Linked DNA regions of Mus musculus: regions 2 and 3 are each linked to region 1. The links are chromatin loops, found by intact Hi-C in ENCODE. Cell type or tissue: heart. All regions are shown on one strand.

The links. Hi-C counts contacts between places; a loop is a spot of excess contacts. Peaks named below come from ENCODE experiments on the same cell type or tissue, not always from the same donor. Only the 100,000 strongest peaks of a DNase experiment are listed, where the experiment ranks them.
Region 2: it touches region 1 in a loop (2.7-fold over the local background); 4 of 42 quality-filtered maps call a loop at or near these places.
Region 3: a loop joins it to region 1, with 2.3 times the contacts of the local background. A loop is called at or near these places in 7 of 42 quality-filtered maps.

What each region holds. Positions count from the first base shown.
Region 1 is chr11:5,624,413-5,632,412 of GRCm38, reverse strand. It overlaps Ankrd36 (ankyrin repeat domain 36), which reads right to left. Exons shown (of 27, transcript NM_023816.3): 16 at 3,007-4,086; 17 at 1,618-1,711; 18 at 204-274. Among named protein-coding and RNA genes, the nearest start is that of Ankrd36, 59 kb to the right of the region's middle. In heart, a CTCF peak has its summit at 3,127 (motif pointing right); no DNase peak of the experiment used is centred here; H3K27me3 peaks cover 437 bases.
Region 2 is chr11:5,537,681-5,545,680 of GRCm38, reverse strand. It overlaps Ccdc117 (coiled-coil domain containing 117), which reads left to right and starts at 3,464. Exons shown (of 5, transcript NM_134033.2): 1 at 3,464-3,804; 2 at 4,258-4,308. The coding sequence starts at 3,623. In heart, a CTCF peak has its summit at 3,337; a DNase peak (open chromatin) is centred at 3,410; H3K4me3 peaks cover 2,182 bases; H3K27ac peaks cover 1,624 bases.
Region 3 is chr11:5,556,337-5,564,336 of GRCm38, reverse strand. Gm22471 (a small nucleolar RNA gene) reads left to right here and starts at 3,602; the gene lies at 3,602-3,731. It also overlaps the pseudogene Gm3186. In heart, CTCF peaks have their summits at 1,264 and 3,866 (motif pointing left); no DNase peak of the experiment used is centred here; H3K4me3 peaks cover 305 bases; H3K27ac peaks cover 1,005 bases.

The DNA.
Region 1 (8,000 bases):
ACTCAGAAAAATGTCTGCTCTGAAGCAGCAAACTGACTGTAGCTTCTAAGAACACACAGTTTTATTACTAGTTTAAGATGTTTAAAACATTACACGTCAAATGTGATATGGAATTGCTGCCGAAAAGCTGATTATGTAAGCACTATTTGGAGTATGGCACAAAGAAAACATGACGGAGATTTGTGTATTAAAACTGTGCATACCGACGGCTGAGTATTCTCGCTGCTGTCAAGATTCTTTTGTTCCAGCTGTGATGTCCCCTCCGAATCCACTTCTGCTGAAACACACATACAGTTCTCTTAAAAACCTACTCATGAGGTTATAAAGAACAGCACTTAAAAGTAGATGAAAAGGATAAAAAGAATAAAACTCTAAAGGAATAATGGTTATTTTCAATTTTCAAATTAAAATTTTAAATGCAGATGGCTCCTTTATTTAAAAAATATTATAAGCTCACTGCTCTACACACACAAAGGGAGAGAGACACACACATATATACACATGCACATACAAACACACATGCACACACACTCACATACACACTTCTATATTATTTGGCTTGATAAATCCTTTCCCTAAATGAGGAAGCCTGAATAGTCCAAACCTGAGGACAGTCATTTGGACAGTGGGTAAAAGTGGCCTCAAGTCACCCTGATGTTGGGAAGATTCTACAATCTCAGACTTGTCTCTGTCAACAAGATCCCCAGAAGCAAAACGTTGACAGGAAAGAAGGAGGTACACACAACCACACCACTTGTTATTAATCACGGAGCCCAAAATTAATAGGATTTGTTTGCGCATTTATGTGTAATACCCTCTTGCTCTCATCAGAAGCATTTGTGTTCATTTTGTGACAAGTTCCCTTCTTTGCTGCAGCCAGGTCCTCAGTGGCGATGACTACACAGGTAAACTGATGTCCTTCCTATGTGCCCCCTATATTCTATCAGCAAGTGTACTCTATCTCCAACAAGAGAAGTCAAGTTATTTACTAACATTTGAGTCCGGAGATGATAGCTCAGTAAAATTCCTGACAAGCAAGCATAAAGGACCTGAGTTCAAATCCTCGCACCCACTTAAAAGCTGAGTATGGCTGCACAAATCTGCAATTGTAGCACAGTGGATGGAGGAAGGCACAGGTCCCTGGAGGAGCCTGCTGGCCAGCTAGGGAAGGTAACTGATAAACTCCAGGATTAGGGGTAGGGTGAGGGGACGAGGTCTCAATAGATCAAGTGCAGGAGTTGGGGGGTGAGGTGAGAGCAGAAAGATGGCTCAGTGGTCAAGGCATTCCCTGTCAAGTGATCTCGAGACAGGGTTTCTCTGTATAGCCCTGGGCCTGGCTGTCCTGGAACTCACTCTGTAGACCAGGCTGGCCTTGAACTCAGAGATCTGCCTGTCTCTGCCTCCCAAGTGCTGGGATTAAAGGCCATGGAAGTCCCAAGGAGCATTCAGAGGCATTCTCCTCTTGTCCTGGAATGACAGACACCTGGATCCCACTTTTCTTGTCCATTCCTTTTCTCCTTGCATTTAGTTAGTTCATTTCTTTGGCTATAGGGCACATGTTTACCATTCAGTCAGTGCCTGCTAGTCCCAGTGACTTTCAGGATGGCTCACCCTTACCTGTTGCCTGTTCCATATCTAGATATCGCCCTTGTTGATCTGTGGCATCAGATATAATCCCCTCACACTTGTTTAGCAGATTCTCAGAGACACTCTGAAAAAAATCAATACCCATAATTAGTCTGTAAACATTTCCCAAGTATTTCATAATATGATATCTGAAGTTTTCCTACTCATCATTTCTTTATTTTTTACTTTGCCATTAAAAAAAAATCCTAGAAACAAAAATGTCATACACTAAAATTAACCAGACCTAAAGACTTAAAAGTTAGTAACTTAATGAAATTCCTATTTGGAAAGCCACTGTTTTGAAATTAAGTAAAATGTTAAGTTTCTGAACATGTCTATAGAGGATCTTTTGTGTAATTTCTGGATCAAGCCAATATCTTTTCTTCATATGGTGACCAAACTTTGTATAGAGTTTGTAGGGTCTCTGGCCATCAAATATATTAACCAAAACTGGATGGCACACCTATCTCAACAAGGAACTACACTTCAGGATGTCTGCCTTTGATTCTGTATTTTGCACTAAAGTTAAACAACTATATAAAATACTTTAAATGAAAATGTATATGTATATTGCCTGTGTCACTCAGACTGACTTCCAACACAACTTACAGGGTTGGCGTTGTCATCGTGTGCACACCTGCCTCATCCCTGCCAATGCTGAGGTTACTAGTGTGTGCAGCCATGCCCAGAAAATGCCCAAAATGTTTCCCACGGCCCTACTTTTGTTGCAAAGCTCCATATTTGCCATGACTACATCTTGGTGAACATGGGCATGGGATGGTAGGACTCTCATTTTGGTAAACAAGAGTTTCGACAATCTAGATATAAAGTGGGAAATCACTGATGGGAGGTGGTTGACTAAAATGTGAAAGTAGTAAGAAAAGTACTGAGAGGGGTTGGTGGGATGGCTGTTCTTCCAGAGGACCCAGGTTCGATTCCCAGCACCCATGTGCTGGCTCACAATCTTCTCTAAGTCCAGTTACAGACATGCATGCAGGCAAAACACATACTTAGAATAAAAGTAAATCTAAAAAAGCAAAAAAGACCACCATGCAAATATTAGATCTGCCATGGGATTATCTCTTCATTTCATAAAACCACACAGTATTTCAAGTTTGGAGAAGAAGGAATGTTAAGAGCAGTTACTTACTAAAAGTCTACAAAATGCCAGGTCCTGAATTCACACACTTCCTTCCTAGTATCTCAAATGACATACCTAGGGTGGTTTAAGAAGCGGAGGCCACGGTGTTACGTTCCTTTGCTTAGGAAATAGAGTAGTCTACAAGGCTACACAATCTCATGCAAACACACCTCTATTTGCTTAGGGGAAAAGACAACAGGCAACAGGCATGCAACTCATGACAGCAAAAGAACAACTACCTCGCTTTCAAGGTGGACTTTCTCCCAGGCCAGGATCTCTTCCTCCAATATCCTGAACTCACTGTCGGATAGCCTGCCTCGCAGTTCTTCATCCGCGAAAGCTCTAGTTGTTGGGCCACCAGGGGGCGCATCACTGGCGGTTCCCAAGGTGCGCGCTGGGGCTTCAAAATTGCCCTTGCAGGGCAGTGGCTTCAGGAACAGGTCCTGTGTGCCTTTACTTTTCCTGTACATGTCGCTTGCAAGGGCAGAATCACCCCAACTTTTTACTTCGGTCACGTGACTCCTTTCTTTGGCGTTTGAAAGCCTGTTGGCATCACTGGACTTCAGCATGTGTCTGATATCTAACTGCCAGTCGGTGCGTTTTGGTTTCATAGTTTTTTGCGACTGGCTCTTGAACTCATGGCCTTCTTGCTTTTCACCCATACGTACTTCTGGGCACTTACCTTTTACCTTTCTGCTTTCAATGTTTTTAGAAGATTTCTCTTTTCTTTTGTGAAAAGATTCTCCCAATTCAGATGCGTTATTTTCACAGTCTAATTTATTTCTCATTAAGGGAAACTTAGTAAGTGACTGGCCACTGTAGTCCACGTCCTGAGAGGACGAGGGAGATGGAAAGGCATTTCCAAGGCCACCTTCCTCCTGTCTGGGAGAGGTCTGCAGTGTTACAGAGACCAGCGCAGCGCTCACATCTCTGTCGCCACAATCAAACATATTGTAGGCCAGGGTAGTGGGGTCCGACGTCAGGTGAGTTTTTCCTGAGACATCAGGTGGTCGCTCTTCCTTGAGGTAAACATTAGCGTTAACATCTTCATAGATCTCGTCACCCTTCTGCGTTGGCTTGTTAATGACACACTGTACAGTTTCTTTACCCTCCGGGTTTTCTCCTAATGTCAACTTTCCCCCAAGTATTTGGCCCTTAGCGGATTTTGAAAGTCCAGACGTATCTTCCTCATCAGAAGCCGTGTCCATCTCTGGCCCCTGAGATCTTTCTTGAAGTTGTACAGGTGGAGGGCTCGTCTGCTTGGCTTGATGCTGGGACGCCTTGGGTGCCAGAAGATGCCTCTCTAACCTATCCTCGTCCTTAGAAGTCATAGGGCAGGAACAAACAAACAAAAAGACTTAATGCGTACCATTTGGCTTTTCATAGTATGCGTTTAGATACACAAGAACCATACAAGCAAAATTAACAAGTAAAACTAGTTTAGGGCTGGTGAGATGCCTCTCAGTGAGTAAAAGGGCTTCCACCAAAGCCTGGGTACAACCCCCAGAATCTACATGGTGGAAAGAGACAAACAACTCCTCCAAGTTGGTTTCTGATCTTATCTTCATGGGATGCTGAGACATGGACATGCTCCCACACGGACAATAAATAAATGTAAAAAAAATAATAATAAATATAAATCCCTCATTTACTTCAGTCCTTCCAGAAGAATCTAGGACCCAGAAGACAACACTGTCACTGCTACTAGACTGATCCTCACTGATATGTGCTGGGTAATTTTCAATACTACAAGAACATTTATTTCACCATCCTTTAAATACTGATGCTTACTGACATTTAGTCTCTGAGAATGAGTAATTGAATAGTAGGTGAACTAAGATTGTTTACTTCCATAACGGTGACACCTTACATGCAAAACCAAATTAACATTAGAAGAAAATTCTAATGCTATGTTTGAAGAGCTGCAAATGCGACGGGTTTCTAAGTCTTCCCTGTTGAGATGCAGCTTCAAGAAGTATGGCAAGCTTTGCTGAGAGCACACGCACAACAACTCTGATGTATCAAGCACCCAAAACATGCCAGAGCCTTCTCGGCTGAGAAGAAAATTACTTTGGAGGTGGTTGTAGAGATCACAGGCGTCCTAACAACCTCGAGGGGCGCAGCCGCACGCAGCTGAGTGGCACAGGGCCTGTGCTGGGTTTTGGGTTAGGTCCTTTATGTACAAATAATGATGGTGATAAAGTCAACAGAGGTTTCTGTTTGCCTCACTTCTGGGGGGCATTGTGAGTAGTCATTGTCCAGAGGATTTGGATATATACAAACCCATCTTTTCATATGATTCTTTGGTAATAGGTAATTCATTTTAGAAAAACGCCTACATTGTGATTTTGTTAATTGGATGTGTATCCATCACAGGTACATAATTATCAGCAAAAGGTAAATTAAAAGGATTCGATGGAAGATGTACATTTTAAAGTAACTTAAAAACTTAAAAAGTAACATAGAAACTTAAATTTCATTTTCTCATTTACTATATAGAAATAAAGAGTTCTTACTGGGTATATCTTGTGAGTCAGTGGAAAGGGGCTTGTTTGGCAAACCCAAGGCCCTGTGATTCTCCCAATACAAAAAGAAAAAAAGGGAGGAAGGTGAGGAGGAGGGGAACAGATAAAAAGGCAGAAGTAGAAAGTACAAGCTGGTGTCTGTAACTGAACCTTTAATAAAAGGTTCAAATAAAATAATTTTGTATTTTTATGGATTACAGATTTGGGCATTTCATTGTTTATTTTATTTTTTAATAAAAAAATTTTAAACAATATATCTTGATTCTCCTCAAACTCCTCCCAGTTTTACCTTACCCATCTAACTTTATATTCTTTCTCTCTTTCTTAAAAACAAAAAAAGCCCCACAAAAAATAAAATTAAAAAAAAAATCAGGCAAAAGGCCAATAAAACAACAGATGCCAAATCAAAGAAAAAAATCCACAAAATACCACTGAGTTCATCTTGTGTTGGCTGATCACCTCCTGGTCTTGGGAACTTACCCAGTGAGACTCCATTGGAGAAAACTAACTTTTTCTTTTGCAATTGAGTATCAGCTGCTAATAGCTTCTTGGTTACGGGTGGGACCCATGTCTCCTTCCCTCTTTCAGCCTGGAACCCTGTCTGGCTTGAAGCTGTGCAGGTCCTGTGCATGCTACCCCAGTCTCTGTGAGTTCACTGTGCATCATTCCTCTTGTGTATGGAGGACACTGTGTCCCTGGAGTCATCTGTCAATGCTGGGTCTTAGAGTCTGCCTGCCTCCTCTTTCACATTGATCCCTGAGACTTGGAGGGGTTGGTTTGATGAAAACATCCCATTTAGGACTAAATACGCTGAAGTCTCTCACTCTGCACATTGTTAGTTGGGGTCTGTGTTAATCCCCATCTACTGCAAGAGAAAACTTTTCTGATAAGGGCAATTAAGTGAGGTGTTGCTTTTGCTAGTTTCCTTTACAAGAACCATTGTATTTGTGTTTCCCCTAGGCCAGTGACCTATCCAGCCTAAGGTTTTTGGCCACCCAGGCAATGTCAGACAAGGGTTCCATCTTAAAGTGTGTCTTAAAGTCAATCACATAGTGGTTGGTCACTCCCTCAACATGTGTGACGCCATTGCACCAGCCATCTTCCAGCAGGTCCCTGCTGTGGATTTGAGTGTCTGTTGCTGGGTGACCGTGATGATTGCCTTGCCTTTCTTCTCTGGTTATGCAGAGTGCCTTCCAGGGCTAGCAACGCTTGTCAATGGAGGCAAAGCTTCACCAGCTTGATAACTCTGCGTCAGGTGACCTAAGTGCTGTCTTAAGCAGCAGGGCCTTACTGTCAGCCCATAGAGCACAACCAATAGCCTTGGCGATAGCCTGGGATGTGTGATGTGTTGGGGCATCTAGGTTCCTCTCATATATGTATATATTTTAGGACCGTCTATAGCAGTAGGTCTCCATATGATTTCCAAAAGGCCTTTAGTGTAAGCTGTCCTTCCTAATGTTTCCTCATTCACTTTCCCTTCCCATCTCTCTCCCTATTTAATTCTCCTATTTGAGTTTCGCTTTTATCTCTCCATAATACTTCCTTCCTAGGGAGATCCTCTTCTCTCCCCAGTCCCTTACTAAGCTCTGTGGTTATTTGGGTAATAGCACACATCTACACATAAAAGAAAACATGCAATATATTTTTTTGGACCTGGGCTACTTCACTTAAAATGATTTTTTCTAGTTCCGTCCATTTGCTCGTAAATTTCATAATCCTATTTTTCTTAAGAGCTGAGTAATAGTTCATTGTGTCAATGTACCTCATTTTTACTATCCATTCATTGGTTGTTTCTATTTCCTATTGTGAAACAGAACAGTGATAATGTGGTTGAGCCAGTGTCTCTGTGGTGGGATGTAGGGTCCTTTGGGTGTACACCCAAGAGTGGTATAGCTGGATCTTGAGATAGACTGATTTCGAGTTCTCCCCAGAGCTGCCACATTGCTTCCCATGGTGGCTGTACAAATTCACACTCCCACCAGCAATGGAGAAACGATTCCCTTTGTTTTATTGATCTTGGCCATTCTGGCATGCATAAGATAAGATTTCAAAGTAATTTCGATTTGCATTTCCCTGATGACTAAGGACATTTAAGTGTTGCTCGGCCATTTGAGAGTTCTGTTTATATCTATACCCCATTTGAAAGTGGATTATTTATTTTCTTGGCATCCAGTTTTTTGAGTTCTTTATATATTTTAGATCAGTGATTCTCAACCTTCCTAAAGTCATGACCATTTAATACCTTATGTTAAGGTAACCCCCAAAGCCATAAAATTATTTTCATTGCTACTTCATAACTGTAATTTTGCTACTATTATGAGTTATGATGTAAATATCTGTGATCTCTGGTAGACTTAGGCAACCCCTAGCCCTCTATTGGATGTGTGATTGTTAAAATTCTTCCCATTCTGTGTAGCTTGTTCTTTGAATGATGGTGTCCTTTGCCATACAGAAGCTTTTCAACTTCATGAGGCCCCAGTCATTGTTGACCTTGGTGCATATGTTTTATTGAGAAATTTTGCATTCATGTTCATGAGGAAAACTGTTGTGTAATTTTCTAGGTGTTTGTATGGTTTTGATATTAAGATCATAGTAGCTTCATAAAAAGAATTAGGAACTATTCTTTTAGTTTCCATTTTTCAGAATAATTTGAGGGGTATTGGTGTTAATTCTTCTTTAAAGGTTTGGGAGAATTCTGCAGTGAATCT
Region 2 (8,000 bases), 87 kb after region 1:
TGTCACTGCTGTTGCTAACCCAACTCTGCTGAATGGGACTGCTGGTATGTTCATGAAGTGTTTACATGTGGCTCGAGCTGCTACTGCCTGCTAACCTCTGAACTGAGCTGATGATTTCTAGACAACAGAGAAGGGAGTTGCTCCAAAGAACCTTTCTACACAGGTCCACTAACTTCTTATCCTTTCTTTCCTACTGCCAGGCACTCTGGTCGAGTCAGCTTGACAGGCCGAGTGGCTTGGAAGCTACTCACGAGGCAGAAGAGTTTCATGGAAACTCACCTCCTGGAGTGTGGCGTCCTCTCTGACCCACACATTAATATTCCATTCCCGCGTTAGACTAGTGTATGGATCCACGTGCTCTCTTTTAGTATTATCCTATTATAAGTGCCTTTTAAGATTGAATTCTGACATAGCCAAGCCTTCACCAATGTTCCAACTTCCTAGAAAGTCCTTGAGCAGACCCTGGGCTTGGAACTCAGGAAGAATGTTGCCTATTCAGTAACATTCAAAATTGCCTCTAGTATTACACTATCACTTTGAATAAAAGCTAGGTCACTGCCATACACAGGAATTTACCATCATCTAGGAAGAAGGAAGTTTCAGACCTAAGGAGAAACCAGAATAGATACTTAGAACTATAGATAGCTGAGTTACACCCATACACATGTATTTACAATGGCCTAAGGGAAAGGTGGACTATACAATAGACTAAAATAAGAACTATTGCAAGGGCAGGAAGCCCTTGACCCTGACTCCTAAGATTAAGTGAATCTTAGGTGGAGCCCTTGTTGATCCCAGCTGTTAACAATGAATTCTGTCCCAGGTGGTTCCTGTTAGACCTTCTGTGTTTGCATTCCTCTGTTTTATGTAAGAATCCAGTAACCTCTTTGTACCTTGCTGGTGTGTCACCCAATTTCCCTATTTTCTTCTGTATAAAAAGTTTGATGCTCGATTTGACAAATTACATTCAGATTCTACACAACCTCTCCTGTGTGCATCTGTCTGTCATCCCATCCAACGCTTTGCCCACCTGTGACTAGAGACCCGTTCCATGCAGACAAAGGGGCCCAGAGGGTCTGCGGCATCCTACTACCTCTGATAGGTGGGTGGTGGGCAACAAAGGTTAAAGTGTTTAAAAACCATCATTAAAAATAAGGTTTGAAAAAATTAAAGTTACACATAGGTCTTGGGTATGGACCTGGCCAGTATCCAAGTTCCTGAACACTATTTAATAAAGGCTGCTTCAAATTTGGCTCAAAAATTGTGGTAGTAGTCTTAGAGCAGGGAAGTTGGTGTATGGGCAATTCTCCATTCTTTGGCTGAGGTGGAAGGTCCTGGTAGTGTCACGTGATACAGACTCACACCGTATTTTGCCGAGGCAAGACCAGTGGGAGGACACGTGATGTTTGGAGAGTATGGATAGGACTCAACGCACAGTGACTGTATGGTTGGCCACTGCATAAAGCATTTCTTCGCCCCTAAAACTTAGCTCTCAGACGTTGTTTTTTTTTTGGGCGATGGACTTCTGGACCCGAGTTAGATAATGATACTATTAGGGCAGCCCCAGAGTTGTCCTGAAGAATTCTGCAGGTGGTCCTCAAACAACATTATTCTGTTACCTCAAATTCAAGATGAAAGCAAGCCACTTGATAATTGTGTCAGGACACAGACATGTAGAAGGGATAGTCATGTCTCATTTCCTATCTTGTACCTTCCCCAAACTGGTAACTTCCTAGCATGTAGCAGCCACAACGTGTGGTAGGACAGTAGAAATAGTTTCCTAAATTAGTCCTCATATCCTATCTCATGCCTTCACTGGTCTGCTAAGAGAATCCTTTCTAAGCTCAGAGACTTCTACTAAAGTAGATAAAAAGAGGAAATTTCCTATGTGTCTCGAATTATTTGAGTCACAGAATTATCCTAAATTCCTAACAATTCATTCCAGTCAAAGGTGCTGTTTTGTTCGTTTTGGAGATAGGGTCTCACACATCCATTTCATGTCCTTCTTAGCTGAGGCTGCCCTTCCATTTTTAAAATCCTCCTGCCTCAACCTTCCAAATGCTGGGATTACAGGTTTATGCCACCCGACCTGCTCATACAAAGTTGCCTTTATGAACTTTACTTCCTCCAAATCATTTATCACTAACTCAACTCCCCCAGGCTAAGACACTAACTCACTTCCTTAAGTCCACTCTAGTTCAGTTACTGGTGTGTCCTTGATAAATCTTTGGCTAAATGGCATTGACAATGGTATAAGCCACTCAGTGATGAGTGATGGGATCATTCTTTAAGGCAGAAAAAAATGGGGGATGATCAGTGGTAGGACTGACCAATCAATCCTCCACTCCATTGGTCCAACCTAAGCAGGGGACATTATTAACCATCTTTGGATATACAAGGCTGAACTTCTGCTTTTCCCCTCCAATTGCTCTCCCAATCTCTGGGGGTTTTAGTAATTGTCCATGGGATCCAATACATCAAAAATTTCATTTATGATAAAACACAGAAACAATTGAAAGATAGCATTACAAGTACACACATGTAGAGTTTTCTAAGCCTTGACATCCTGTTTTGTTGTTAAGGCTGAACTCAACCATTCTCTTGCTTCAACCTCCCTATAGCTGGGATTGACTGGAAGTATGTGCCACACATCCACCTGCTTCATGTATAAATATTGTGGTGGAGTACATGCACCCTACCACTCAGCTGCACTTCCCTCTCGGAGTTTTATTAGCTTTTAATTTTCTATTTGTTATTGTTATATGTGTGCATGAGAGTGCATGTGTAACCAGGGAACAAAACCAAGCCAGTCCCCACCCCCACCCCACGAAAGGAAGTTCAAGAACAAGTTTCTAGAGTTGGTTTTCCTTTCACCATAGATTCTAGAATAATAACTCCAGCTGTCAGGTCCCACTCCTAGGCATTTTTTTTTTTTATATTTTGTTTCGTAACAGTGGCTGGCCTGGAAGTCACTATGTAGACCAGACTGACCTAGAATTCAGAGATTTTCCCTCCTCTGCCCAGAAAGTGCTGGTATTAAATGTGTGCACCACTATGCCCAGCCCCACCTCTAGATTTTTAATTCATTCACTACTCACTTCAACTCTGAAAACATTTTTTCTTATCCTGTTTACTACAGAAGAAACAGAAACGTGTAACTTTTTATTTTGGACTGGGTCCCACGTAGACTAGGCTAGCCTAGACCATGCTACTTAGTCAAAGTCTGGCTTTGAATGTGTCTGATTATCCTGCCTCCACCTGATAAGAGCTGGGAATCCACCACGCCCAGCTCAAACGTTCTGTATAGGGATTGGGTGTCTGTCATTCTGGCCGGGTGAGGGCGACCTGACCTCCTGCAATTCGTCCGGTACACCCCCGGCCATCTTGCCTGTAGTCCTTAAGGACCACAACTCCCGGCATGCCTCACGACAGCGGCCCTCTATACACAACAAATCCCGACGTGTCTCTGGGCGGTCCGGAGTGGAGGGTTCTAGAAGGCGTGAGGTTGGGGGGCCGAAGAGGGCTCAGAGGCAGGTAATCGTGGGTAGCGTTGGTGGCGGCCACTGCGGAGTCTGGGAAAACGAACGACTGGGGTCGCGGACGCAGCCTCGTCTGGAAAGCCATGGCAGCCCTCGGCCGGCCCTTCAGCGGCCTCCCTCTGAGCGGCAGCGCGGACTTCCTGCAGCCGCCACCGGCCTTCGCGGGCCGGGCCTTCCCGCCAGGAGCCGCCGGCCATGACCTGGCCCCGCGGCCCGGTGTCCGCGGCGCGCCGAGCAGCCCGGGCGGGAGAACAGCGCGCGGACGGTGAGCAGGCGGGGCGGGCCCGTTAACCTCTCGGGACGTTAACCGTGAGTCCCGGGGCGCAGGGCGGGCGACCCTCGAGGGTTCTTCGGCCTGGACGCTTCCCTCCACACGCGCGGCCGCCGGCTGCCGGCCGGGACAACTTTGAATGCCTCTGGGACACTTGGGTCCCTCATCGGCAATGTTGGGGGCAGAAATGGGTTTGGAGCGAGTGCTCAACTGTCACTGCCCCGACAGAAGTGACAACTTCAGATTTTCTTGTCTGAGGTTATTTTATTCGGAGCCCCTGGCAAATCGTGATCACCTGGGACCTGTGTGGGTCTATCACGGCCAAGGAAGGAATGTTCAATTTGTGGCGGGAGATCCGGATGAGTGAGGCGACAAATACATGGTGCAGAAACGTTACATTTACGTTCCAGTCGTGAGTGACTGGTTTGTTTTTGTTTGTTCCAACAGTGTTTCCATTCACTGTAGAAAGAAACACAAGCGGTTGGCGGAGGATGATGAGTAAGTATCCAGACCAATTTGTCCTCTTTGTGGTCGCGGTTAGTTTAACACGTGTATCCTATTTGAAGTGAAAACGGTGAAGCACATGTATCTCTTTAAACTGCTGACATTGTTTGCCTTTTAGGGGCAGAAACTGAGTGGCGGGCAGGTAGAGGAAAATGCGCATGCATTTTAAACTGTCATTTCAGACACAAAAGTATTAAACCAAAACAAAAAGAAAATCCTAGGCTCTGTATTGGAAGGGTTGGTGTTCTCCGCGGAGGTAGTAACCATGTAACCTGTTCTCTTTCTCCTTAGGAAGAGTCCAGAAACTTACAAATTTTGTAGCCAGATACCTGGTCACTCTGCAATGCTTTGGAGTAGCTTATTCCAAATGAGTATATACAAGGTCTACCTGTTGGTTTTTGTTAAGATCGCCTGTCTGTGGAGCCGTGTCTAACCAGGGCTGTCCTCAAACTTATTAGATCTGTTTGCCTCTGCATGTTCAGATTATAAAGGCCCACATGCTACCAGGCCTCAATACCTGCCTTTTCTTTTTTTTCTTGACCATTACTATTATACAAATTCCAGATGAGTATGTGGAAGTTAGAGGACAGCATTTGGAAATTGGCTCTCTCCCACCATGTGGGTTCCAGGATCAGATTCAAGTTGTCAGTTTAGGGGCAAGTGTCCTTACTCATTGAATCGTCTTGCTTTCCTGCTTTTCCTGTGCTAAGGGTCACCTAGGGTGATCACGCTAGGCAGTTACAACCCCATTCACTTGTCCCAGGCCCTGTCCTGGATAGTCTGTCTGATCCTACCTCCACCCGACCCTGGTAGAAGCTAAATCCTTTTCTGACAATGACGACTTAATCCAGTAATCCCAACTGAGAAGGAGAATTTGGGGCTAGCTCTCAAAGCACAAACCAAACAAGAGCTAGTGAGGAAGGTGGAGGCAGGAGGATGAGACCTTGAAGGTCTTCCCTCTGAAACAGTGACTTGTGACCAGCTTGGGACTCATGAGATCCTGTCTTAAAAAGGGGGGGGGGAAGAAGGAACTAAAAATGAATTTTTAAAAATGAATTTTGAGCCGGGTGTGGTGGCGCATGCCTTTAATCCCAGCACTCGGGAGGCAGAGGCAGGCGGATTTCTGAGTTCGAGGCCAGCCTGGTCTACAGAGTGAGTTCCAGGACAGCCAAGGCTACACAGAGAAACCCTGTCTTGAAAAAAACAAAAAAAAAAAAAAAAAAAAATGAATTTTGATACTTAGACACATTAAAAAATTTTTAAAAATTAAAAAAAAAAAAAAAACCAGAAGGTGGTGGCCTGTGCCTTTAGTCCCAGAACTTGAGGCCAAGTTAGGCAGAGCTTAAAGTTAAAGGACAGTCAAGGCTACTGAGAGAAGCCCTGCCTCAGGGGAGAAGCGAGAGTTGAAAATTTCCTTATTTTTTTGTGAATGAGGGGTAAGGGAGGCAGAAGTAGCCCCATCTTGGATGTTATTGATATCATCCACCTCACCTTCTGTTTGGTTGGCTTTTGGTTTGTTGTTTTGTGGTTTGTTTTGTTTTGTTTTTTTTTTTTTCAAGGGTGGCCTTGGACTTAGAGATCAGAGATCAGCCCGCCTCTTGCCTCCGAAGTACACCACCACTTTTTGTTTGTTTGTTTGTTTTTTGTTTTTGAGGCAAAGGCTCACTATGTTGTTCTGGAATGTACTAGGTAGAACAAGCTAGCTTTGGCCACTTATCTATGCTAACTAAGTGCTGGGATTAAAGTGCCTGCAGTCCCAGCTTTGCTGCAGTTTTTGTTTTGTTTTTGTTCTGTGTGTGTGTGAGATGCATTTATAAGTGGAAGCCAAAGGTTGGCATCAGGTATCTTCCTCAATTACTTGAAATGTTCTATTTTGAGGCAGAGTAGCTCACTCAGACCCAGAACCTGCCTTTGGCTTGCCCTGTGAATCCCATCCCTACTTCCTGAGCCCTTTGATTACAGGTGGGTTCCATGCCTACCTGTCATTTACATACATCTCTGGTCTTCATGCTGCCACAGCATGTATGGGACTTTTCCCATTGAGCCAACTCCATGGCCCCCACCTAGTTTTTGTATGGTTAGGGCTCAGACAGAGCTAGGGATTTTCCTGCCTCTGCTCTCTGGTGCTAGTGTTACAAGTCACTATGCTTTGCTTTCTTTAATGTTGGTTCTGAGGATTGAACCCGGGTCCTCATGTACATGGCAGCGCCCTTCCCACTGAGCTGTCTGCCCCAGTCCAAAAAGTTGCCTTAGATCAACTTAGCCCTTAGCCCACAAACCCCTACATCAGGGGATTTGTTGCCTTGGGATTGCTATAGATAACTCAAGAACTTTTTTTTGTCTTCTATAGTGCTATAGGTAATTGAATTACTGATACCAGTGTTTGCTTAAGGTGTAGAAACTATGCTAGGTACAGTTGCAAAGGTCTTTAATTCCAGTGCTCAGGGGGCAGAGGCAGGTGGATCGCTTCAAGGACAGCCAGGGCTATACAATGAAATCCTGTCTGGGGGTAGGGGATGTAGGAACTTGATTTAATTCATACATTTATTTCTAGCACTTTGGAGACGGAGGCAGGTGGATCTCTGAGTTCAGCCTGGTCTACAGAGCAAATTCTAGAACAGCCAGGCTTACACAGAGAAACCCTGTCTCAAAAAAATTAGCTGCCTTTGATTTGTGGATGGAGAAAGATATCAGCCTTGAAAAGTGGGTATGTTGCAGGATATTTGCACTTTGTGGGCCACAAGATTGTGTGAACTAGAACAACCTTGTGTATGGCTCAGCCCTAGCGCACAACTAAAGTCAATCCTAGGTCAAGAGGCAGAGCAAGCAAGCAGCTGACAGGGAGTGAACCTAAGTGAACAGAGTGGGGGTCTTTAAGACAGTGTGGAGAGAGAAAGCTTCCTTCAGAACAGTCAGTAAATTAGGAAGACCCACTGGGTGGGTGCTCGCTCTGCCTCTCTGAGCTAACAGAGCTAGTTAAGCCAGCTGTCTTACTTACTTGCTTCTTTTTCACCCCTGCATCTGGCTCTCATTGGTAAAATGAACAGCTGGGAATTTTGTTTTTGAAGACAATGGGTGGCCTGCACATTTAGATCTATGCCCAGATGTGTACTGCTTAGCTTGCCACCCTCACTGCTTTGCTCGGTATCTAAAAACCTTTCTTTAAAATGCTAGTTTATTTTCCTTTGTGTATGTGCATTCACACATGGATATTGATGTTCAAAGCCCAAGGGTATTAGAGTCCCTAGCAGCTAGAGTTACAGGTGGTTGTGAGCCATCTGAGAGTGAGTGCTGGGAACTGAATTTGGGTTTTTTAAGAGCGGTACATGCTCTTAACTGATGAGCCATCTCTCCAGCTCCTAGAAACCTTTTTTTTTTTGGTTTTTTGAGACAGGGTTTCTCTGTATAGTCCTGGCTGTCCTGGAACTCACTTTGTAGACCAGGCTGGCCTTGAACTCAGAAATCTGCCTGCCTCCCGAGTGCTGGGATTAAAGGCGTTCGCCACCACGCCCGGCTGTAGAAACCTTTTTAAATTCACATTTTCTTTAGGGCTTAATCACTATTGATCTTCAGCTATTAATTAGCAACATAACTCTCTAGGATAAAACAACCTAAGGTCAAAGGACAATCTCATACATTGAATTATTAGATGTTCTGGGAGACTGCCCATTCTCTCTCAGTTATTA
Region 3 (8,000 bases), 68 kb after region 1:
GAGTCAAAAGCCAATGGTCACCAAGGTGGATTAGTCCATTGCCCAGAACCTCAGGGCATAGACCCGCCACCAATTCGGAAGAGCCAGGTGAACTTTCTGCGGGGCAAGTCTGAGGAGACTTACAGAGACACAGTCCAGATGCAGGCCCAGAAGCATGGCTCCCAGCTCAGCCCTGAGCAGCTCTCTCGGCTCAGACAGCTCTCAGAGTCTCTGACTGCCATGGTGCACAACCTTCTACAGCATGGCCGACCAGGCAGGCTTTGTCTTCCCTGATGAGGGCTGGCTTGTCCCAGCCCCCATGCCTGCCCCTCAGGAGCTGTCTGGCGAGGACTCTCAGAGTCCTTTGGTGGAGGGAGGAGAGAAGATGACAGATCCTGCCAGCCAATCAGACAAGTCCTGAGCCAAGGCCATGAGACCCTCCTAAGCAGAGTCACACTCTGAGACAACAAAACTGCACCTCCCTGTCTACACAGCCTGTGGCATTCACCTCTCTGTGTGAACATGTACCAGGCACATTGATGAGAAGAGGAGTTTGAAGTGTTTACTCTGGACTATGAACTGTGTTTCACTGGGATCTAGGATTCAAGTGCTAAATGCACAGTCCATCCTTGCTTTCTTTGGATATTTTGCTCAAGTATGTATGTGTTGGGTTTGTGTACTTATATTGTAGAGTATGTCAAATAAATATTGATTTACCAAAAAATGCTGTAGTTCTTTGGTCTTTTCATTTAGTGTGAGGAGGGCGGGTACACAAATATCTTAGAGTATATTCCCTGTAGATCATAATCAGTCATCTGCCTTCCCTTCTGCCAGCCCCCTCCTGATTTTATATTAAGTCTACCTTTATTTTTGAGAAAGTGATGACATTGTGTCCTTACTCATGTTGAATGTCAATGATCATAACTACATGTTCTGGGATTGCACAGAGAATGTTTAGTATTAATTATGCAAATTAATTACCTGTAGCAAATTCAAATAAAGTGAACCGTTTCTTTCTAGTTTTGTTTTTATTATTTTATAAGAGCACATATCACAGTGAAGTCATAAGTTGAACTTGACTATTTTCAGTTTAGTGTTATCAACTTCCTTTGACTGCCTTGGGAGACTGGCCTCTGGCTGCAAGAGGGATTATCCAGATCAGACTAATTAACAAGACAAAGCCTCCCCCTGATGTGTGTGGCAGAATTTTTCCTTGGGGGCCTTGCCTCCTATGGAGGCGTAAGGGAGCCTGGCTTGAGTCTCCCTCTGCTGCCTGACTGCGATGGATGTGAGCAGCAGGCTGCTCCTCCTGTGCTCATGCCTTCGCCACCATGACGACTGCAGGAAGCCTTCCCTTGCTGAAGTCACTCTTCCCAGGCTGTCTTATCTCACTCTCGAGAAATGACCAACACCGCTCTGTTGCTGTGAGAAACCACATGACAGAAGCTTTTGTGAAATGCAAGGTTTCTTTCAGCGCACAGTTGACAAGTTGGTCCATTCTTGAACAGTCTCCTGGCAGGATGCTGGAGGCAGAAGCTGATGCAGAGGCCATGGAGTGGTGCTGCTTACTGGCTTGCTTCTCTTGGCTTGCTCCGCCTGTTTTTTTTTTTTTTTGTTTTTGTTTTTTTTTTGTTTTTGTTTTTGTTTTGTTTTTTTTTTAATAGAACCCTGTACCTGGTTTCCCAGTGGTGGCGCTACCCACAAGAATCATAAACAAAGAAAATGCACCACACACTTGCCTACAGCCTGATCTTATGAGAGGAATTTTGTCACTACTCATTTTTCCAAGTGACTCTAACTTCCATGAAGTTGACATAAAACTGAGCAGACATGCTAAGGTCATAGGCTACACAGAAATCTATTACAGTTGTCACAAAGAGACTTGATGTCTTGCAGAAATTTTAGGAACCTGGGAAAAGGCAATGCCATTCACTGAAACACTATTCCTCTACCAGATTCCAGGAAAAGGGAAAAGAAGGGGAGTGTTTAGAATAAACGTTGCTCGTCATTTAAATGTTTGCTTTGCAACCATTTTATGTTGAAGTAAATGAGGATGAGAGTTAGCATCAAAAGTCACACCTCATTGTAAGTTCTCAGAGATTTCCCTGGTGGTGAGATCTCTCTGAGGAAGCTTTATCAGACATACCTCTGAAAGGGTCTGAAGACCTCTGAAAGGGTCTTGAGATTCCTGGGTTTGATGACATCAGGTGCATGGCTGTGACTGGGAGAGACTTATGTGCCACAACCAGCATCCAGTCCTGGAGCATATCCATCTTATAGACATGCCATAGTCCTCCTGGCCTAGACCCGACAGTAAGATTGATCCCTCCTGTCTTTAATATCCATGTTTTTGCATTTGAACAGCCTTGACCCTCTGCATTAACCACTCCCTGTAATAGTGCCCGAGACCTCAGCTGGCCCCCGGATGCCAGCACAGTGGATTCCATGCTGAAAGCACCATTAATGCTGTAAAACTCAGCGAGTGGACAGCACCCTCTGCCAAAACTAAAACAAAGACCAAACCCATCAAAGTCCAAAGTTCTGGGAAAGTCTCTAAATGTACTTACCTTGCTTTTTAGCTTCTGTAGTTGCATTTCTGGCTAACTGTTCTTGCTAACTGAAGTATATAAACAGAGAACATGGGTTTTGTGCTTAAAACTCACCCCGAGAAAGACTCAGGACTATACTGGGATCCTTAACACACAGCGTAGTTTGCTAGCTAGCTAATGAATATTTTCTATTGTCTGAACAGTCTTCTCTGGTGAATACCCCGTGTCTTAGTCGGGGTTTCTATTCCTGCACAAACATCATGACCAAGAAGCAAGCTGGGGAGGAAAGGGTTTATTCGGCTTACACTTCCATACTGCTGTTCATCACCAAGGACTGGAACTCAAGCAGGTCAGGAAGCAAGAGCTGATGCAGAGGCCATGGAGGGATGTTCTTTACTGGCTTGCTCAGCCTGCTCTCTTATAGAACCAAGACTACCAGCCCAGAGATGGTCCCACCCACAAGGGGCCTTTCCCCCTTGATCACTAATTGAGAAAATGCCCCACAGCTGGATCTCATGGAGGCATTTCCTCAACTGAAGCTCCTTTCTCTGTGATAACTCCAGCTGTGTCAAGTTGACACAAAACTAACCAGTACACCCCACAATATATACATCAAGAGAAATAACACTGGGGGAGTTATTGGCTGGGAGGGCATTGTCCAAAACTCTTTCCATGGATATGAATCTAGAAAGCACACGCTGTACACTTAATTGATGCTCGCTCTTCCTCAGAAAGCTTAATCCAGTAAAGGAGTCTGTCTATCCCTGCTGTCAGGCTGCTGCCCGTGGTGCTTCCACTGCACACATCTGCATCCACAGCACAGGGCAGCTCCATTGTTCTGTAGGAGCCCTGGGACAATACCCCCTGAAGCCCTGGCAGTCTCCTAATTGTAAAATCTGCAGTCCTGATCATGGTGGCACATGCCTCTAGTCCCAGAACTCAGGAGGCAGAGGAAGGAGGATCTTTGAGTTCAAGGCCGGTCTGGTCTACAGAGTGAGCTCCAGAACAGCCAGGACTACACAGAGAACCCCTGTTTCAAATAAACAACAATAAATAAATAAAGATGTTTGCTCCCTTCCCCTAGAGGCATTGAAGATGTGGCTGCTGTGTCTCGTGTGCCTCAGTAGGTAGCAGAGAGGAAAGAGGCTCTGTTTACACTGTGTTCTGACCTGTGAACATCTGAATGATGAGTAGCCTAGCATTCCCTGAAATGGGGCTGGAGAGATGGCTCAGCCATTTAAGAGCACCAACTGCTCTTCCAGAGGTTCTGAGTTCAATTCCCAGAAACCCCAATGGTGGCTCACAGCCATTTGTAATGGAGTCTGATGCCCTCTTCTGGTGTGCCTGAAAAGAGCAATGGTGGTGTACTCATATGTATAAAATAAGTAAATCTTAAAAAAAAAAAAAATCCCTGAAATAAGCAAGCCTGAGACGACCACCACTCCAGTGTCAAGCAGGACTGGACAGACGCCCAGGACAGAACGCAAGCCAGAGACTAGAAGAACCCCACCTGGGACCACAGGCCACAGGCTGGAGTGAGTCCAAGACAGATAGCTGCTGGGTGGGCAGGCAGAGGAAGCACCCTGGAAGGACCACCAGACTCGGTGCTGTGGGGCACTGACAGGAAGCCAGCCTAAGATGAACACCAGCCTGGCACCCCCACTCCCACGCTCAAGACGACCCCTGCCTGGTACCATAGTACACAAGCACAGCATAGCTCCTGAGACCACTCCTGAATGACCCCAAAGATCCCAGGGGCCACTAAAAGGAGCAAGGAAGTGGTGGAGAAATGGGAGAGAGAGAAACAGAAGGATAAGGGCACAAGGAAGAGAGGCAGAACTACAAACTCAGGGGTAGTGAGGGACACCCTGATATAAGGAGCTGGTGATGCCGCCTGGACCATAGTAGGGTCCTGACCTGCTGACACTGAGAGACCACATCTGGATCCTTGGCCCTGCAGTATTAGGGGTCTGTTACCACTGAAGGCCAGGCAGATGTCCCTGGTCTGGGCTGCCTTAAAGTCTGAGGGCTGGCAGAACTGGCCCCACCCCTCACCTGGGAATTGTGGGAGAGCTGGCCCTAGAGGCAAGAGAGCAGGAGAGCTGGCCCCACCTATAGCCAGCTGAGTACTCAGGAGAGCAGTCCGCACATTGGGGGAGTTGCAGGTTTGCTGGCCCCAAGGATTCAAGCATGGGAGAGCTGGTCCTACCACTCCTCTCCCTGTGACAGCATGGAAAGGGAGAGATGCCTTCCTCCCCACTTAACCCCTAATGACCCAAGGCAGGTAGGAAACCTAGCCCTGGGGTTGTGAGATCCAGAGCTGACTCATCTTCACCAGTAGCAGCTTGGAAGAGCAGGTCCTGCACCTCACCCAGGAGCACAATAGAGCTGGCCCTGGATGTGCAGGCTGTGGGTGAGCCGGCCTGGAGACCACGAATGTGGGAGAACCAGCCCTGTGTCTAATCTGCTGTGCCCTGGTGTCGGCAAGGGAGAGATCCCCTCTCCTTCCTTTTGCCCTCTACACTGGAGATGGGAGAATTAGCCCCTATGGGGTCATGAAAGCAGGAGAGCTGTTCTGCCCTAAACCTGCTGCAGCATTCTGGAGAGCAGGCCCTGCACCTCACCTGGGCAGCATTATAACTAAGCCTGATGGCAGAGGTGGGGGAGTGGGAAGATGTGCAGGCGAGCCAACTCCCACGGTGTGAGTGTGGCCTTGCCTTTTGTCTGCCATGTGGTACTGTTCTCCACCGACACCTTTTGGGACCTAGGGCAGGTGGGAGAGCTGGCCCTGGGGTCATGAGTGCAGCAGAGCTAGCCCTGCTGCCTACTTTCTGCAGCTCAGAAGAGCAAGCCCTGAACCTTGCCTGGGCAGCATAGTAGAGCTGGCCCTGGATGCCAGGACTGCAGATAAGCCAGCCCCAAGAGTGTGAGTACATAAGAGCCAGCTCTGCCTCTTGTCTGCTGGGCAGTGGTGCAAACAAGGGAGAGACACCCTCCTCTCCTCCCTTGTCCCTCAACATCTGTGGCAGATGAGGGAGCCGGCCCCTGGATTATGACAGTGAGAGAGCTGGCCATGTCCCTCCCTGGCTGCAGCACTGAGGAGAGCGGGCCCTGCACCTCTCCTGAGTAGCTGGGTAAAGATGGCCCTGGTTGCAGGAATTTCAGATAAGTTGGCCTTATGATCGTGAAGGCTGGTGGCTGACCATTTTTGATACCCCTTAGGCCCAGATCCAGGGCCTGCCCCAACATCTACCTCACTGATGACCTGCTGGAGTGCATGAAGGTGCTGGTCCTACAGATGAAGATGAAGCCTTTAGATGAAGATGTCAAACTCTCAGCTTTGCCTGTGCCATGCCTGCCTGGATACTGCCATGCTCCCACCTTGGTAATAATGGACTGAACCTCTAAACCTATAAGCCAGTCCCAATTAAATGTTTTTATAAGACTTGCCTTGGTCATGGTATCTGTTCACAGCAGTAAAACCCTAAGACAATTAGTTTTATTATTTCTTTTTAAATTTATTTTAATCTCGGCATTAAACAGTTGGGAGTTTTTTGACATACCTTCAAATTAAGAAAAGTCATTTGTTTTTATTTAGACTTTTTGTTTTGCAACACTGAGGTCAAACTCATGGTCCTGCACTGCATTTGTCTTACATTAGGAATACTTGGTGATCTTTCCATTCACCTTGAAGAATAGAAAATTACTGGCCTCTTGTGAAAACATGAATTTTTTACCTCGGAGCCCACCCCCTCCCATCTAGAGATTGTTCCCAGAACACTCCTAAACTTTTCACCCCAAAACTCCTCACCCTAAAGTTCGAACCCTCCCAACTAAAAACTGTTCCAAGAACATTTTTGAGATAAAGGCCTCCTAGAACAACCTCAAAATGAACCAGGTACTCCTTAGTTACGTAGGTTCCTTGATAGGACATGACTCCTTAGTTACGTAGATTCCTTTGGCAGAACTCCCTAGTGATGTAAACTTGTACTTTTCCTGCCCAGTTCTCCCCCTTTGAGTTTTACTATATAAGCCTGTGAAAAATTTTGGCTGACGGTCGAGACTCCTCTACCCTGTGCAAAGGTGTATGAGTTTCGACCCCAGAGCTCTGTGTGCTTTCTGTTGCTGCTTTATTTCGACCCCAGAGCTCTGGTCTGTGTGCTTTCATGTTGTTGCTACTTTATTAAATCTTACCTTCTACATTTTATGTATGGTCTCAGTGTCTTCTTGGGTACGCGGCTGTCCCGGGACTTAAGTGTCTGAGGGAGGGTCTCCCTTCGGGGGTCTTTCATTTGGTGCATTGGCCGGGAAACAGCGCGACCACCCAGAGGTCCTAGACCCACTTAGAGGTAAGATTCTTTGTTCTGTTTTGGTCTGATGTCTGTGTTCTGATGTCTGTGTTCTGTTTCTAAGTCTGGTGCGATCGCAGTTTCAGTTTTGCGGACGCTCAGTGAGACCGCGCTCCGAGAGGGAGTGCGGGGTGGATAAGGATAGACGTGTCCAGGTGTCCACCGTCCGTTCACCCTGGGAGACGTCCCAGGAGGAACAGGGGAGGATCAGGGACGCCTGGTGGACCCCTTTGAAGGCCAAGAGACCATTTGGGGTTGCGAGATCGTGGGTTAGAGTCCCACCTCGTGCCCAGTTGCGAGATCGTGGGTTCGAGTCCCACCTCGTGTTTTGTTGCGAGATCGTGGGTTTGAGTCCCACCTCGCACCTTGTTGCGAGACCGTGGGTTCGAGTCCCACCTCGCGTCTGGTCACGGGATCGTGGGTTCGAGTCCCACCTCGTGCAGAGGGTCTCAATCGGCCGGCCTTGGAGAGGCCATCTGATTCTTCTGGTTTCTTTTTTGTCTTAGTCTCGTGTCCGCTCTTGTTGTGACTACTGTTTTTCTAGAAATGGGACAATCTGTGTTCACTCCTCTTTCTCTGACTCTGGAGCATTGGAAGGAGGTGCGGGTCAGAGCCCACAACCAGTCGGTGGAGGTCAGAAAGGGTCAGTGGCAGACCTTTTGCGCCTCCGAGTGGCCAACGTTTGGAGTAGGCTGGCCACCTAAGGGTGCTTTTGACTTGTCACTAATCGCCGCCGTCAGGCAAATTGTTTTTCAGGAGGAAGGGAGTCGATGTGGAATCTGCCCCCGTCAGGAAATAGCGTTTGGCTTGGCTGGTTGTACAAGTCCAGGCGTGGACGAGTGTGCTTAGAGATACTGGTGTCTTCTTTTTCTCTGTTGCTATCTTGTTTTTGTTTGTGGTTTTTGTCATGAGACACAGACACTGTACGTCAGAGGTAAAGTGAGATCCCTCCCTGTCTGTATGTCTGTGTGTCTGTGTGTCTTGTTCACTTGTGTGTCCTCCATTGGACCACCTTCTGATTCTGTTTTGTTTTTGATTTGTCTGGTTTCAGGTCTGGTCTTGGTCCCAAGGAGTTGACTGATTATCTTGGTTTGGTTTTAGGCCGGTCTCAGGTTCTGGGGCC